Linked DNA regions of Homo sapiens: region 2 is linked to region 1. Evidence: chromatin contacts called from ENCODE Hi-C data. All regions are on one chromosome and are shown on one strand. The core of a region is the stretch at or near the end of the contact, and the rest is flanking DNA. Distances in the headings are between cores, read along the strand shown.

The links. Hi-C counts contacts between places; a loop is a spot of excess contacts on that map. Pooled maps may share reads with other maps.
Region 2: a map with no recorded cell type shows a loop between it and region 1 (7-fold over the local background). The contact joins two enhancer-like sites. A Hi-C loop is called at or near these places in 3 of 37 single-sample maps with no recorded cell type and 3 of 50 pooled maps.

Annotation. Positions count from the first base shown.
Region 1 is chr9:89,416,535-89,423,269 of GRCh38, forward strand. All of the region lies in intron 2 of SEMA4D (semaphorin 4D), which reads right to left. Among named protein-coding and RNA genes, the nearest start is that of SEMA4D, 78 kb to the right of the region's middle. RefSeq lists an enhancer at 4,056-4,205. Within about 2 kb of position 2,842, at least 7 of the 41 ENCODE cell types and tissues checked have a DNase peak (open chromatin) inside an H3K27ac peak, as active enhancers do.
Region 2 is chr9:91,707,480-91,714,898 of GRCh38, forward strand. No RefSeq gene overlaps it. Among named protein-coding and RNA genes, the nearest start is that of MIR3910-2, 75 kb to the left of the region's middle. RefSeq lists a silencer at 7,148-7,197. Within about 2 kb of position 4,697, at least 7 of the 41 ENCODE cell types and tissues checked have a DNase peak (open chromatin) inside an H3K27ac peak, as active enhancers do.

The DNA of each region.
Region 1 (6,735 bases), core at 1,592-4,091:
GGACACACAGGGACATGCACAAACACCAGGCACAGACTCACAAGAACATACACTCCTACACACAGGGACACACAGATACCAGACACAAATGCACACACATGAACGTGGACAGACAGCCAACTGTTAACAGTGGTCGCTTATAAGGAGGAGGAGGAGGAGAACAACCAGGAACTCAAGTTTTCTTTGTTTTTTAAAAAATGAATCATACTTTTATATTGCTTCTGTAAAAAAATTTAATTCATGAAGAGATTATGTTTCACCCATGCTACACCCAAGTCAGTAGACCAAAAATTGAAACCCACCACATTAGTGTATGGAGCTGTGCATAATGCGATTTTTCACATGCTAATCCATTTCTTGGTTTAGGTGACTATTTCTTGCCATACCTTTGACCTTTTTTTTATTTACATAAAAAAATGAGAAGTGGCTTCCTTTCCCCATATATACTTCGTGCTTTTTGTGACAGCAAAGTAAAAAATAACAGAAGGAGCCAGTCCTCCTGGGCTCTCACAATGGAATTCTCTTACTGCTTAATACAGCACAGAATGGATAAAATTGTCCCTGCTTTCAATTACCTTATAACTAAAGATTCCAAAATATTTTTTATGAAGAGACTGACAAAAAACAAAACTCAAAGACAAATGACTTAAGGGAGGAAAAAGAAACCAGCAAAAAATACTTGTAAGACAAGTGCCAATTCCTAATAAATAAAGTGATTTAACAAATGTAAGAAAACAGAGCTCCCACCCCAATGGACCAGATAATATATCTAGCCAATAAGCACAGAAAGTGCTGTCTCCCTGGCAGTGATGCTGTGCTAATTAAAGCCGCCCTATCTAATTGGCAAGATGTGCTCTCATCACGGTCCCATGCATAGGAACCATGAAGGTCTAAGCTGGCAGCAGGACTCTTTAAAAGCCAGCAGAATAAAAAACCTTGTGGGGGCTCATTCATGATACTTGAGTAATATGAAAATGATGAAGGAAAGATGGGGTTTGACTTTTGTTTTCACAAATTAAGCTGGTTATTTCCTTCTCCTCTGAAACTGAAAATGCATGGCTTGGAACGGACCAAAATTAAGATTAAACACAAAATGGCCCAAATCTGAGGAGGGTGACCTGGAGAGCCCTCTTATTACACCACACCTTACCAGCCACCTTCCTGCACCCTCCAAAAGAAGAGAGTAAGCTTTCTGGTGCAGGCACCAGGGGCCATCAGCCGCGGAGCTGCCACAATCCCAAGACCCAGTGGGAGGAGAGGCCGAGAGAGCAGGGAAGAATAGGGGGAGCTGGGACAAGCAGTGGCAGAGCAAGAACAGAGACAGACAATCACTGTGGGTGCCCAGCACCCACCTCCCCATGCCGGGCCCAAGGGATGGCAGCCAAGTCTGAAGCTTTGCCCCACAGGATATCAGGGACCAAGGGACCAAGCAACCAACCACCTGCCAGATCCAACTGAGGCCTCTACACATTATCAACTCTGCTCAACTGAAATTACAGATCATGAATAAAGTGGTTTTACCTGTATCTTATGCCTCTTGAAACTTTCCAGTCATTTCTAGAAAGACGTCTTCAGAAATCTTTGCTGTGAAAATAATGGGAAACAAGGCTATTTAAGCCCTTAAACTGTGCATCCACTTAAACTCAGCAACACTCCTAGAAAGGCACTGAAAACAAATTATTGTGAGTTTAAACCTTCTAGACTTCCTTAGACGCAGGATCAGCTTGGCTTGCATGTGCTGGGGAAGACAGCACTGGGGCAGACAGGAGGGAGGAGCTGTGCAACCACCCACCCACGAACAGAGGGGAAGGGCAGCCCAGCCCGTTACCTGGTGCTAGAGATGAGCCCCAGGACCCGACCAGGTGTACTTTCTTGCACAATAAGCCATTCCAGTTAGCAGAGTCTGTGAACCAAAAAAGTACTATCTAATTGTCTATTAGCTCCAGATATGTATCCTTTAAAATTCATCTTCATGAGGCAAAGAAGGAAAAAGCAGAAACACATATGGCATAATTACAAGCACTAAAGAGCTGTTCATCTTCCTTTATTTTTGGATGGCTGGTTTTCAGCCAAACAGAACGGTGTCCACCGTGGTGTGGCAAGGTTCCATAGCATGGCTGTCACTCCTTTGCAGTGTGGGAGATCAGTCTCAAGACAGGGATCGTGGGGTGCAGTAGCAGCACCAACAATTAGATCAAGAGAATCAGAATCGCAAAACCAGAGCCACGTGCAGGACTGCAGACGCTCAGGAGCCGACGCTGATCCCTCCATGATTCTATTAACACAGGAGCCACGTAATTGTTAAACCTTGGAATCAGACTCCAGCATATTCTGTGGTGAGGAGGGTTTCTTTTTTGTTTGCCTTTTGCTTTCAGAGCTTATATGATCACGGCTCTTTTTTTGAAGCCAGCTGGGAAGGAGGCGGCTCTCCCTCCTCTACAGGAGCCCCCGTCCCTCCCACCCAGGCCCCTCACTGGACGGCTCCCTCCTCTACAGACGCCCTGTACACCCCTCCCCAGGAAGCAGAACCTTAGACACGGCCATCCAGGCACACAACATCCGGTCCCCCCACCCCTCGGGGCCGACACATCCTCTGAACCCTGAGCAGGCACCTGAGGTTAGCAAATGAACCGCGAGGGCAGTGATCAGAAACGATCACGATTCATCAGGCCCCACCGTAGTGGAGCTTCCAGAGACTGATACTGGGGTCTTCCCTCCAGCAGTGGATGGCTCTTACGGCCAATTTTATAAGCAAAAGTAGGTTCACATGAGCAGCTATGAGAATCCTGGAAAAGGCCACATCCACCCAGGACCTGACACCGACATTTCCTGTTGAAACTCCTGGGGCAGGGCTGAGCATTTGGGCACAACTGCTGGACAAGCAAAGAGGGAAAGTCCACGCTACTGTGGGCACCTGCAAAGTGCCACATCACTTGTTTCCACGAGGCCTTCCTGTCACACGGGAGGGAGAGGGGACAGTGGCCGCCCAGAGACTGTGCCAAAAAACAGTTGAAGGCAACAAAGGCAGAGATTCATACATAAATAAGAGGCTTAGGTAAATAATGTGAATATCACGGATTTTAAAACTAAAAAACTGGCCAGGCACTGTGGCTCACGCCTGTAATCCCAACACTTTAGGAGGCCGAGGCGGGTGGATCACTTGAGGTCAGGAGTTCAAGACCAGCTTGACCAACAAGGCAAAACCCCGTCTCTATCAAAAAAAAATACAAAAATTAGCTGGGTGTGGTGGTGCGCACCTGTCATCCCAGCTACTTGGGAGGCTGAGGCAGGAGAATCGCTTGAACTCAGGAGGTGGAGGTTGGAGTGAGCCAAGATCGCGCCATTGCACTCTGACCTGGGTGACAGAAAAAGACTCCGTCTCAAAAAAAACAAAAAAACACCTGAAAAACTTCTATTTTTTAGAAATGAAATAAGCCTTTGTCACTTTAATAAAGACCCAGAACTGCTCATCCTGTGGTTTAAGACACGTATCATATTCACGGTAATTTTGTGGCATCCAACAACAAATGTCAGCAGGTCTGGGTTCTCATCTCAATTGCCTCCAACAACTCCACCTGAACACCAGCATCCTTGTGTCCTGCCTCCCAGCTGGGGGTTCATATCTAGCCTCCAAAAACAGCTGCCAGCCCCAAGGTTCCTGAGTGGGAACACACTTCCTTTCTTAGTGAATTGCCCAGGCCCCAACCCCGCGTTGCCTTCACCCTACACATACACGGTTTGTTTCTTCTTTCTCAGCGTGCAACCCCACAGTTATGAGTTACCTGGCTTAAAAATGCAAACCCACACTTCTCATGTAATTACTCATCATGCTGTTTTAACTCATATCTCCCAACTCCTGACAGCACAGGTAAAAAGAATCCAATGGCCTGTTCATCAAAAAGCAATGAAATTAATTAGGAGAGAGAAGCATTTCCCTCTCATGGCCTTCACATCCTCTCCTGGTGCACCCCCTCTAGTGCAGGAGAGTGTGGGGCTCCAACGCCCAGGCCTTGCGAACAGGTATTTAGTGGTCGCTGATGGCAGAAGGACAGAGCCACTGGCAGCGCCTTCATCTGGCCTCCATCCTGCAGACATGACCTCGCCTTCTGGGCGTACTCCCTAAGCAGGGACCTGGTGTTCTTCAGCACACAGAGAAGACAAGTGGGATGAAGCAAGAGCAAGGGGCTCTGCAATCAGAGGAACCTGGGTTCCAGTCCTGGCTTCTCCAAGTTGTGTGTTCCTGAGGGAAGTTACTGAGCCTCTCTGGGCCTCTGTTTCCTTATCCAAAAAGTGGGCATACTAATACTGCCTGTCTCATTTGGTTATGAGGATCCATGACTAATCAGTTAATGCTTCCTAGTGCTTTCCTAGGTGCCCGATGCTGTTTAAGCACTGGGAGGCATTAACTATCATTCTTACCACTTGTGAAATGAAGCCAGTTATATCTGCCTAGCTAAGAAGACTCAGAGAGATATAACAAGCAGGGTGCAGCTATTAGCACATCTAACAACCCCTACTGCCAGGGACTGTGGGCTCCACCAGCCTCCTCCTGCACACACGGGGGATCGGGGCTTCCCCAGGTCCACATAGACTCCTGGAAGCAGGGCTTAGGAACACTGTGACAGGCAGCACTGCTGTGGCTGTGGACGGGGAGAGGGCCGTGAGCCCCTTCTGCTCAATCTCCTCATCCTGGCCCAGAAGCAGGTAAGGAAGTTCCGGAGGCAGAGAGCAATGGGGGACCTTCTGCTGAAATTGGCACTGCAGCACACACCTCGATGGGGTAGGCATGCATATTACAACACAATACCATTACACTCTGCTGAGCAGGGCACCCATGAGAAAGGCTGGCTACAAAGTACACAGACAGGGCCCGGAGGACATGTTTCCGCACCCTGCTGGGCAACACCTGCCAAGAAGCTACATCCAGAATCTCTGATCCAACAGTCCTCTACCAAGAATTCAGTATGGATATACCCCATGTGTGCAATATGACTGGAACGAGGCTATTCAATAGGTAAACTCCAAAGACACCCAGAAGTCCACCAGTGTGTGTGCGTCTATGTGCATGGGTACACACAGATACAGCATAGAACGTTTTCTATACAAATTATTGCACATTCCAGAGGATGGAATACTATGCAACTGTTAAAAAGAATAAAGCTGCAATTGTATGAAAGGGCGCTGTTCAGTAAAAAGTAAGGTTCCCAAAAATGTGAGTAGTATGTTTCCGTCTGTGCAGGCACATGGTGTGTGACCGTGTGTGTGCGTGTGTGTGTGTGTGTGGGTGTGCACACAGGCTCATCAGAAGGATGATTCAAGAGATCACAATTTAATCAAGAACCTGCTGGCAGCAATGCCTATAGAGAGAATTTGATCTGCAAAAGGAGTGTGCTTCATTTTTCATGATTTTGATTCTTTAGAACTATTCGAATTCCTTCCTTAATCATGTGGTTTTCTAACTAAAATATTTTAAATCTGATATCAAAAGTAAAATACAGTAATTGTAGAAAATTTGAAAAATTCAAGAAAGGCAAGAGAACACATTGCTGACGATCTCTAAAAAGGTTACACAGGTTATAACGCTGGTTAAAGTAAGATCCCAGCTCGGGTGTCTCCTGTACTAACTTTACTAAGAGGAAGATTTCATCAAAATGGAAATTTTTAAGAACAGCAGACAGACATGACATACAGTTCTGGTCTTTCTGGCATTTTGGTGAATTCCTCATTCTAAGAAACTCTGACTCATTCACTCAACAGTCACTACTGGAGGGTGTGGGGTGAAGGTGAGAGTCAGATATAGACTGTAGACCCCCAGCCCCTGCTTTCTGGCTTGGGGAGGGCAGGCCACAGCAACCGCACAGGACGGTTGGGGGGCCCTGCTGGCTCTGTAACATGGGAAGTGGGACAGGCAGGCTGGGAGCCATGCAAGAGGAGACCTGAAGTCCAAGAGAGAGGCTGGAGCCTACAGGCTGGTAGAGGAAGAGGGCCCGCGTGGGTCACGTCCAGGTCCTGTGTGTCCCTGCCCCGAGCACCATGCGTGCGCATCCCCGTGCCGTTTATTACGTGGTGCCCTCAGCAGCCTGTCACGGCTGTGCAATATTCCATAATTAAATATCATAATGTGGGACATTCCGATCCTTTCCAACTCTCCACTTACAATTCATTTTTCTTTAACCACCAGCAGTACCCGGCCAAGAATCTTTTCTGTCTGGAATGTTCACAGTGATGTTACAGAGGTCTAGGCACCACACAGAGGGCACTGGGAGATGGGCACGGGGGAGATTCCATGGTTCCATCATGTCTGTCTGCTGTTCTTGAAAATCTCCATTTTGATGAAATCTCTTAATAAAGTTAGTACAGAAGACACAAGTGCTGGGATCTTTAGTAGTCGTTACAACCTGTATAACCATTTTAGAGACTGTCAGCAATGTGTCAGCAATGTGTTCTTCTCTTGCCTTTCTTAAACAGAGGCTCAGGGCTTCTACTGATCAGGCTGACAGGTTTGCTTCCTTTAACTGGGAAATAATCACACATAACTTCCATGATTTATTTTCATTTGACTCTCTTCTAAAACTTTCAGTTAGTTGAGCTGAAGTCATTTTTGCAAAGTAATACTATATTTGCTATAAAATACAAGTCACCTAGCTCAAACTTTTTTTTTTTTTTTTTAAATTGAGATGGAGTTTCACTCTTGTTGCCCAGGCTGGAGTGCAATGGCGTGATCTCGGCTCACTG
Region 2 (7,419 bases), core at 3,447-5,946, 2.3 Mb after region 1:
CAGCTAATTTTTTTGTATTTTTAGTAGAGGCGGGGTTTGACCGTGTTAGCCAGGATGGTCGCAATCCCCTGACCTCATGATCCACCTGCCTTGGCCTCCCAAAGTGCTGGGATTACAGGCGTGAGCCACTGCGCCCAGCCTCTTTATCACTTTTAATGTCAGAAAATAATGAAAAAATAAATAAATTCAGTTTACTATTCATTTAACAAGTTACTAGCAGAAGTAGAACACTCAGAAAGGAAAGGGTCGAAGACGAGGCCTGAGTGAGGATGTCAGAGGGAGGAAAGAATGGGGGTGGATTGCAGAGGAGAACAGAGTTAAGAGTTGAGGAAGCTCTAAGGGCTCTGAAAGCCAGTGTCACAGCAGTGTGGACAGGAGGATGGGGGTTGGGGATCTTTCCTGTTTGTGAATATAAATTGTGCTTGCTTTTTATTGTTTTTAAATAAGATAGTAGTTAAGCTCTAACTTTTCCTTAGAATGCAGCTTTAGCTGTATTCCATAATTGTATTCTTCTTTCATTAATTTCTAGATACCTTGACATTTGATTTTGATTTTTTCTTTGATCCAGGGTTTACCTAGAAAAGTGTTCAAGTAGTTATTATTATATATTTTTTTTGAGATAACGTCTTGCTCTGTCGCCCATGCTGGAGTGCAGTGGTGCGATCTCAGTTCACTGCAACTTCCACCTCCCTGGTTCAAGCAATTCTCCTGCCTCAGCCTCCCGAGTAGCTGGAATTACAGGTGTGTGCCACCACACCTGGCTAATTTTTGTATATTTAGGAGAGATAGGGTTTTGCCACGTTGACTAGGCTGGTCTTGAACTCCTGGCCTCAGGTGATCCACCTGCTTCAACCTCCCAAAGTGCTGGGATTGCAGGCGTGAGCCACCGCACCTGACTGGAAGTAGTTATTTTTCTGGTCATATTAAGATTTACGGGCCAGGCATTGTGGCTTGTGCCTGTAATCCCAGCACTTTGGGAGGCCAAGGTGGGAGGATCACCTGAGGCCAGGAGTTCAAGACCAGCCTGGCCAACATGGTGAAACCCTGTCTCTAATAAAAATACAAAAAAAATTAGCCAGAGGTGGTGGTGGTGCATGCCTGTAATCCCAGCTACTGGGGAGGCTGAGGCATGAGAATTCCTTGAACCCGGGAGGCAGAGGTTGCAGTGAGCAGAGATCATGCCACTGCACTCCAGCCTGGGTGACAGGGCAAGACCCTGTCTCAACAACAACAACAAAAAGATTTATGGAATTATGGTCAGCAAAAACAGTTTGTAAAGTTTCTACTTTGGGGATTTTAATAAGGCTTACTTCGTTGTTAAGTACATGATTGATTATTAAAAATGTGCTATAAGAAAAACTTGATACTATGTGTATGAACCAAGGTTATCAGTCTGCCTAATTAGACCAAGCTGAGGGATTGTGTCCTTCAGAACGAAATGTTTGCAGATATTTTTTCTGACTTGCTCTTTCAATTTCTGAAAGCTGCATTTAATGTTCCCACAGTGGCTATTCATCCTGGGAGCTGCTGCTCTACACATCTATCTGCCAAGCTTGGTGTGGACTAGTTGTGGCTTCCATGACTTTTCATGGCCTTTTATCAAAACATGGACCCCTTCATTATCTCTGAATATTTCTGACCTTACTATTTCTGATTAACTAACAGTAACCCACCTCTTGTTGTTGTTGTTTGTTGTTGTTGTTGTTGTTGTATTTTTAATCAATCTTTTTGGCCTCAGGCAAGTGACAAAAATTCTTCCTTGGCCAAACTCTAAACAGTCTCTTTTGAGCCCCTTCTCAACCAGGCCCCAATAAACTCTAACATAGTTTCTAATAGCTCACAGCTATATCCCTAGCACCCATAATGTGCCTGCCTAGGAAAACTCAAGGCTGCCAAAAGAATTTAGTTTATTCCAGCCAACACCTGAAGGTAGGGCCTTCAAGCAGGGTCTCCCAGCCTCTGTGGGCAGACAGGAGCCTAATCTTGATATGTGTCAGTTAGTTAGCAAATCCACATGGGTTTCACATGGACCAGAGCCGCCTTCCCAGCTCTCTGTAATTTTTTACTTCCCTGGCTCCACTGAGCCCCTACTCACCCACTCCCTAGTCCCTCATCCTCCCTTTAAAATGCCTGGTCACTTCTGTTCAGATTGATGCGTTCATGCTGGATTTTCTCCTATTACCAATAGTTACTAATTGAGGCCGGGTGCGGTGGCTCATGCCTGTAATCCCAGCACTCTGGGAGGCCGAGGCAGGTGGATCACCTGAGGTCAGGTGTTTGAGACCAGCCTGGCCAACATGGTGAAACCCCGTCTCTACTAAAAATTCAAAAATTAGCTGGGTGTGGTGGCGTACACCTGTAATCCCAGCTACTTGGGAGGCTGAGGCTGGAGAATCCCTTGAACCTAGGAGGCGGAGGTTGCAGTGAGCCAAGATTGTGTCACTGCATTCCAGCCTGGCCTGGGCGACAGAGTAAGACTCTGTCTCGAAAAAAAAAAAAAAAAAAGTTACTGATTCTGATTGAAACGTGTCCTCACCACTCTAGTGTCTGGCTTTGGCAGATGGTCACCTGGCATTTGGCAGTGGAACTCACGGAAGGATTAACTTCTGACAGAGCACCAGCACCCAACATGCACCCCATTTCATCCCGTATCAGTATTGGTGTCCTACTTTTTAATCCAAATGAAAACTAATGCAGACATTTTTACTTGGTGTAAGAGAAGTCGCCTTCAAAAGTTCAATAATTTAACTTCATGGTAGGAGGGAAGTGCAGGAAAAGTGTTTTACTTTTCTTCTGCACATGTGAATTCATGCGCACGGTCACCAAGACCTGTGACCACAAAGCCTTGTGTGAGGGCTTTATTACTTGGCTGCACTTGAAGCCAAGTTAGGGGGAGAAAGGAGGGGCTTCCGGTGAAACACGAAACTTTGTTCCCCTGACTTCCATCTGTGGACATAGATTGTGAGAAGAAAATCAACTTGAGTTCGAGAAAAGCAAAACAGTATCAAAAAACAAATCAAAACAAAGGTAAATAAAGGTAAGACGCAGAGAACAAGAAAAGCAGATAGGATCACGCTGGCACCGCAAGAACACACAAAGATGGTAACTGCAACCATCGAGCCCACACTCGGCTAAGTCAGGTAAGGTGGCAGGTTAATGTTTGGTGCACAAGAATGTTCACTATGACATTAGAAGAGCAACAGTTTAGAAACAGCCTAAATGCTAAAAAATTTAGAGGTGGAGAATTTTATTTACCAGAAATTCACAATGAGGATTTTTAGAAAGAAAACCAGTGAACAAATAATTGCACTCCTTGGGGTAGAAGAGAAACTTGTGTGCGTGTGTCTGTGTGTGTGTGGTGTGTGGTGTGTGATGTGTGGGTGGTGTGTGTAGGGTTTGTCTGGTGTGTGTGTGTTGTGTGGTTTGTGTGTGTGTGGTATATGTGCTGTGTATGTGCATTTGTGTATATGATGTGTTTGGTTTGTGTGTGGAATGTATGTATATATGTATGTTTGTGTGATGTGTGTTTTTGTGTGAGGTGTGTATGGTGTGTATGTGTTTGTGTGTGGTGTGTGTGTGTGAGGTGTGTGTTTGGTGTTTGTGGAGTGTATGTATGTGATATGTGTGTGGAGTGTATGTGTATGGTGTGTGTGATGTGTGTAGTATGTGAGGTGTGTGTGTGGTGCATGTTTGCGGTGTGTGGTGTGTGATGTGTGTGGTGTATGTGTGTGGTATGTGAGGTGTGTGTGTGGTGTTTGTGGTATGTGTGAGGTTGTGTGAGGTGTGTGGTGTATGTGTGGATGGTGTGTGAGTTGTGTATGTGATGTGTGGTGTTTCTGGAGTGTTTGTGTGTGTGCACATGTGTGTGCTGTATGTGTGGTGTGTGTGTGTAATTTGTGTGCGAGGTGTGCAAGGTGTGTGTGTTATCTGTGATGTGTATGTGGCGTGTGTGATATGTGAGCGGTGTGTATGGTATGTGTGAAATGTGTGGTGTGTATATGTTATGTATGTGTCTCTGGTATATGAGGTGTGTGTGTGTAGTGTGTGTGTGGTGTGGGTTGATGTGGTGTGTATGTGTGTGGTGTGTGCAAGATGTGTGTGGTGTGTGTGGTGTGTGTGTATAAGTGTGCATGTGAATGTGTATATGGTGTGTGTGTGAATGTGTGTGGTGTTTGCAGAATACGTGTCTGTGTGTGGTGTATGTGTGTATGAGTCTGTATGGTGCTGAAGGTGTGTGTGGTGTGTAAGTGTGTGTGGTGTGTGTGGAATGTGTGTGGGGGTGTGGGTGTGTGCAGTGTGTATGAGTGTGTGGTGTGTGTGGTGTATGTGTGGTGTGTGTGTATGAGTGTGTGTGGTGTGTGTGGAACGTGTGTGTGGGTGTGGGTGTGTGTGGTGTATGTGTATGTGTGGTGTGTATGTGTATGGGTATGTGTGGAATATGTGTGGGTTGTGTGTGTGGTGTATGTGTATGGGTGTGTGTGTGGTATGTGTGGTGTCTGTGTGGAATGTGTGTGGTGTGTATGTGTATGGGTATGTGTGGAATGTGTGTGGGGTGTGTGTGTGGTGTATGTGTATGGGTGTGTGTGTGGTATGTGTGGTGTGTGTGAAATTGTGTGTGTGGTGTATGTGTATGAGTATCTGTGTATGTGTGTGGGGACAATTATTTATGGAGCACCTACGCTCTTCACCAGCAGTGAACACAAGAGAGGGGGAAACCCTGCTCTGGGGACGTCACCTCCCATGATGCCATTCGCAGTTGGGGACCAACTTCCTCCATTTGTGGCTTTCACTCTGAGAATGCCTCAACACGCAGGTTTCTCCACCGATTGGTATTTACACCCCCCACTTTAAACTGCTTTCCTGCCCTTTTTTCTGGCTGTGACTAGAATTATTTTTAGGGAAAAGAGAGAAGGATCTGGATGAATGAATTAATTAGAATTCATTTTCTAGTGGCATTTCTCCCAGTTCCTTCATTTCTGCTTGAAGGACAATTAAGGGTTCCGGTGTGGCTAATCATGTGGATTAAGAGTGGCTTCTTGTCTCCCATACAAATCCAAATGACTCACCACCAGTCATTTTTCCCGCTTTCTATGATCCTGAGATCCTAACTTCACTAACTGGGAAGTTACAGTTTTCAGAGATGCATTTTTTTTTTAAATAATGAGAGTGACTTTCTCAGTTTTATGTTACACTCTCTTGGCAAATAAGCTGCCTGTGCTGCTGTAGCCTGCACATTTTTGTTTGCAGTTAAAGAGGATGAAGAAGCCATCACCGGGTTCAGGTGCAGACACCTTTTTAGATGATTCTTAGTTACAGTGATTTTTAGAGGCACAGTTGATGACTAGTGGAAAGGCTTTCCGACCAGACTCTTTAAACTACCCACTCAGGCCAAGGAATCCCCCTCACCAGCTGCGTTTTCCTCAGGGAACTGAGCTTCCCAACCCTGTAGAATGTACTTCCCTTCCCTTCATGTGTCTGTTTGGTTCTCTGCCCCATCCCTGTGCCCAGAATAGCACCAGGCCTCCAGCAGACTGAGATCTCCATCTGTGGTCCAGGTTAATCTAATAATCTCACATCGGATCAGTTTGACCATCGGGATTTCTGTGGTCTAGTCTCTAATACCGCATGTCTGCATTTGGGATAGAGCATTTCACCCACAATTTAACCAAAAAATGCTGTTCCAAATAATCGTGTTGGCCACAGTATATTAAACACGCAGCTTTCCTAATAAGCACTTTAGTTTTCTTGCACATACAAGGAAGAGATTGGGTTTTTATATAGACTAGGTTATTTCAGCAAAAAAAAAAAAAAAAAATCCCGAAGGGATAATCAAGTTAATACAATTTGTTAAAAGGGAACACTACATGTGCAATGAGTTTGCATATTTATAGAACCCACATAATAAAGCCAGCTTTTACCAGATCACTTTCCCTTGTAAACATGGTCAATTGTATCTTGTAGGAAAGAAATGTAACAGTTATGTTAAACTAATGAAGTTCACATTGAAAACTATTTTAGGTAACTAGAAGTTTACTCTTACTGCATAATAACTAAAACTCGAAGAAAATTTACCTGAAATTAAAAAAGAAAAGCGTTGCTCGCTTTTATGGGACCACTTGCCTTAGAGAGGGAGCCCCCACAACACGTGAGTCTCCTCCCACCCCGTCCATGGACCTCCGTGCCAGCAGAGAGCAGCTCTTATATATGAATATGTGTAGTGTGTATGGAACGTGGTGTGTGTATAGTATATGTGTATATGAGTGTGTATCTGTGTGTGGGAACAATTATTTATGGAGCGCCTCTCTGTGCTGGGGACCAGCAGTGAACACAAGAGGGAGAAACCCTGCCTTAGGGACCTCACCTCCCACGATGCCACCTTCGCAGGTGGGGACTGACTTTCTCCATCTGTGGCTTTCACGTACCTCGACACACACATTTGTCCAGGGACTGGTATTTATGCTACCCCCCCCCCCCCTTCTTAAACTGAAGGACCTTTTTCTGGCTGTGAACTAAAATTACTTTTAGGGAAAAAAGAAAGAGAACCCTTGTGAACATGGTCAATTGTATTTTGTAGGAGAGAAACGTAACATTTATGTTAAGCGAATGAAGTTCACATTGAAAACTATTTTAGGTAACTAGAAGTTTACTCTTACTGCGTTATTAAAACTTGAAGAAAATTTACCTGAAATTATAAAAAAATTAAATTTTTGAAATTAAAAAATATTTTTTAAAAAATTAAACTTCAATTTTAAAGTTAAATTAAAATTTAAATATTTTTAATTTTAAAATTAAAAATTCAGAGCCCGCGAGCACAGCAGACAGGCACCAGCTCCCAAGCAAGAACAGCAGCGAATCAACATTTACTCCGAAAAAAAAAAAAAAAAAAACCCTTTCAGAACAGTTTGTGCTCCTGTTCAGCCCAGGAGACGTCGTTCCTGCTTTTACGCGGCGCCATGTCCTTCTTGGCGTACACTTGGCAAAACAGAATGAGAACTGTAGGTCGATAGAGAGACCTCCCTCCCTCTCGCCGGACCCCTCCCTCTCGCCGGACCCCTCCCTCTCGCCGGACCCCTCCCTCTCGCCGGACCCCTCCCTCTCGCCGGACCCAACTGGGTAGGGCGAGGAGCCAGGGGTGGGCGGGGAGGCGCCTGCGGGGAGGTCTGGAGCACGCCCGAGGCCAGGAGGAGGCGGAGCCGTAGCGAGCGTATGAAGGGAGGACCTGAGCTAAGGACCCGCGCCCGCCCGGGGGTTCCAGCATGCGGGGGAGTGGTCCCAGAGGAAGACAGGTCATTCCAGGGCCCCTAACCTTTTCTGCACCTTGGACCCATTTGGACTTGGGTCTCTTCTCAGGGTATAATTTCATAACACAAAAAATAAAACACAAACTTCAAAGATAACATCTAATATTAAAATTATCAA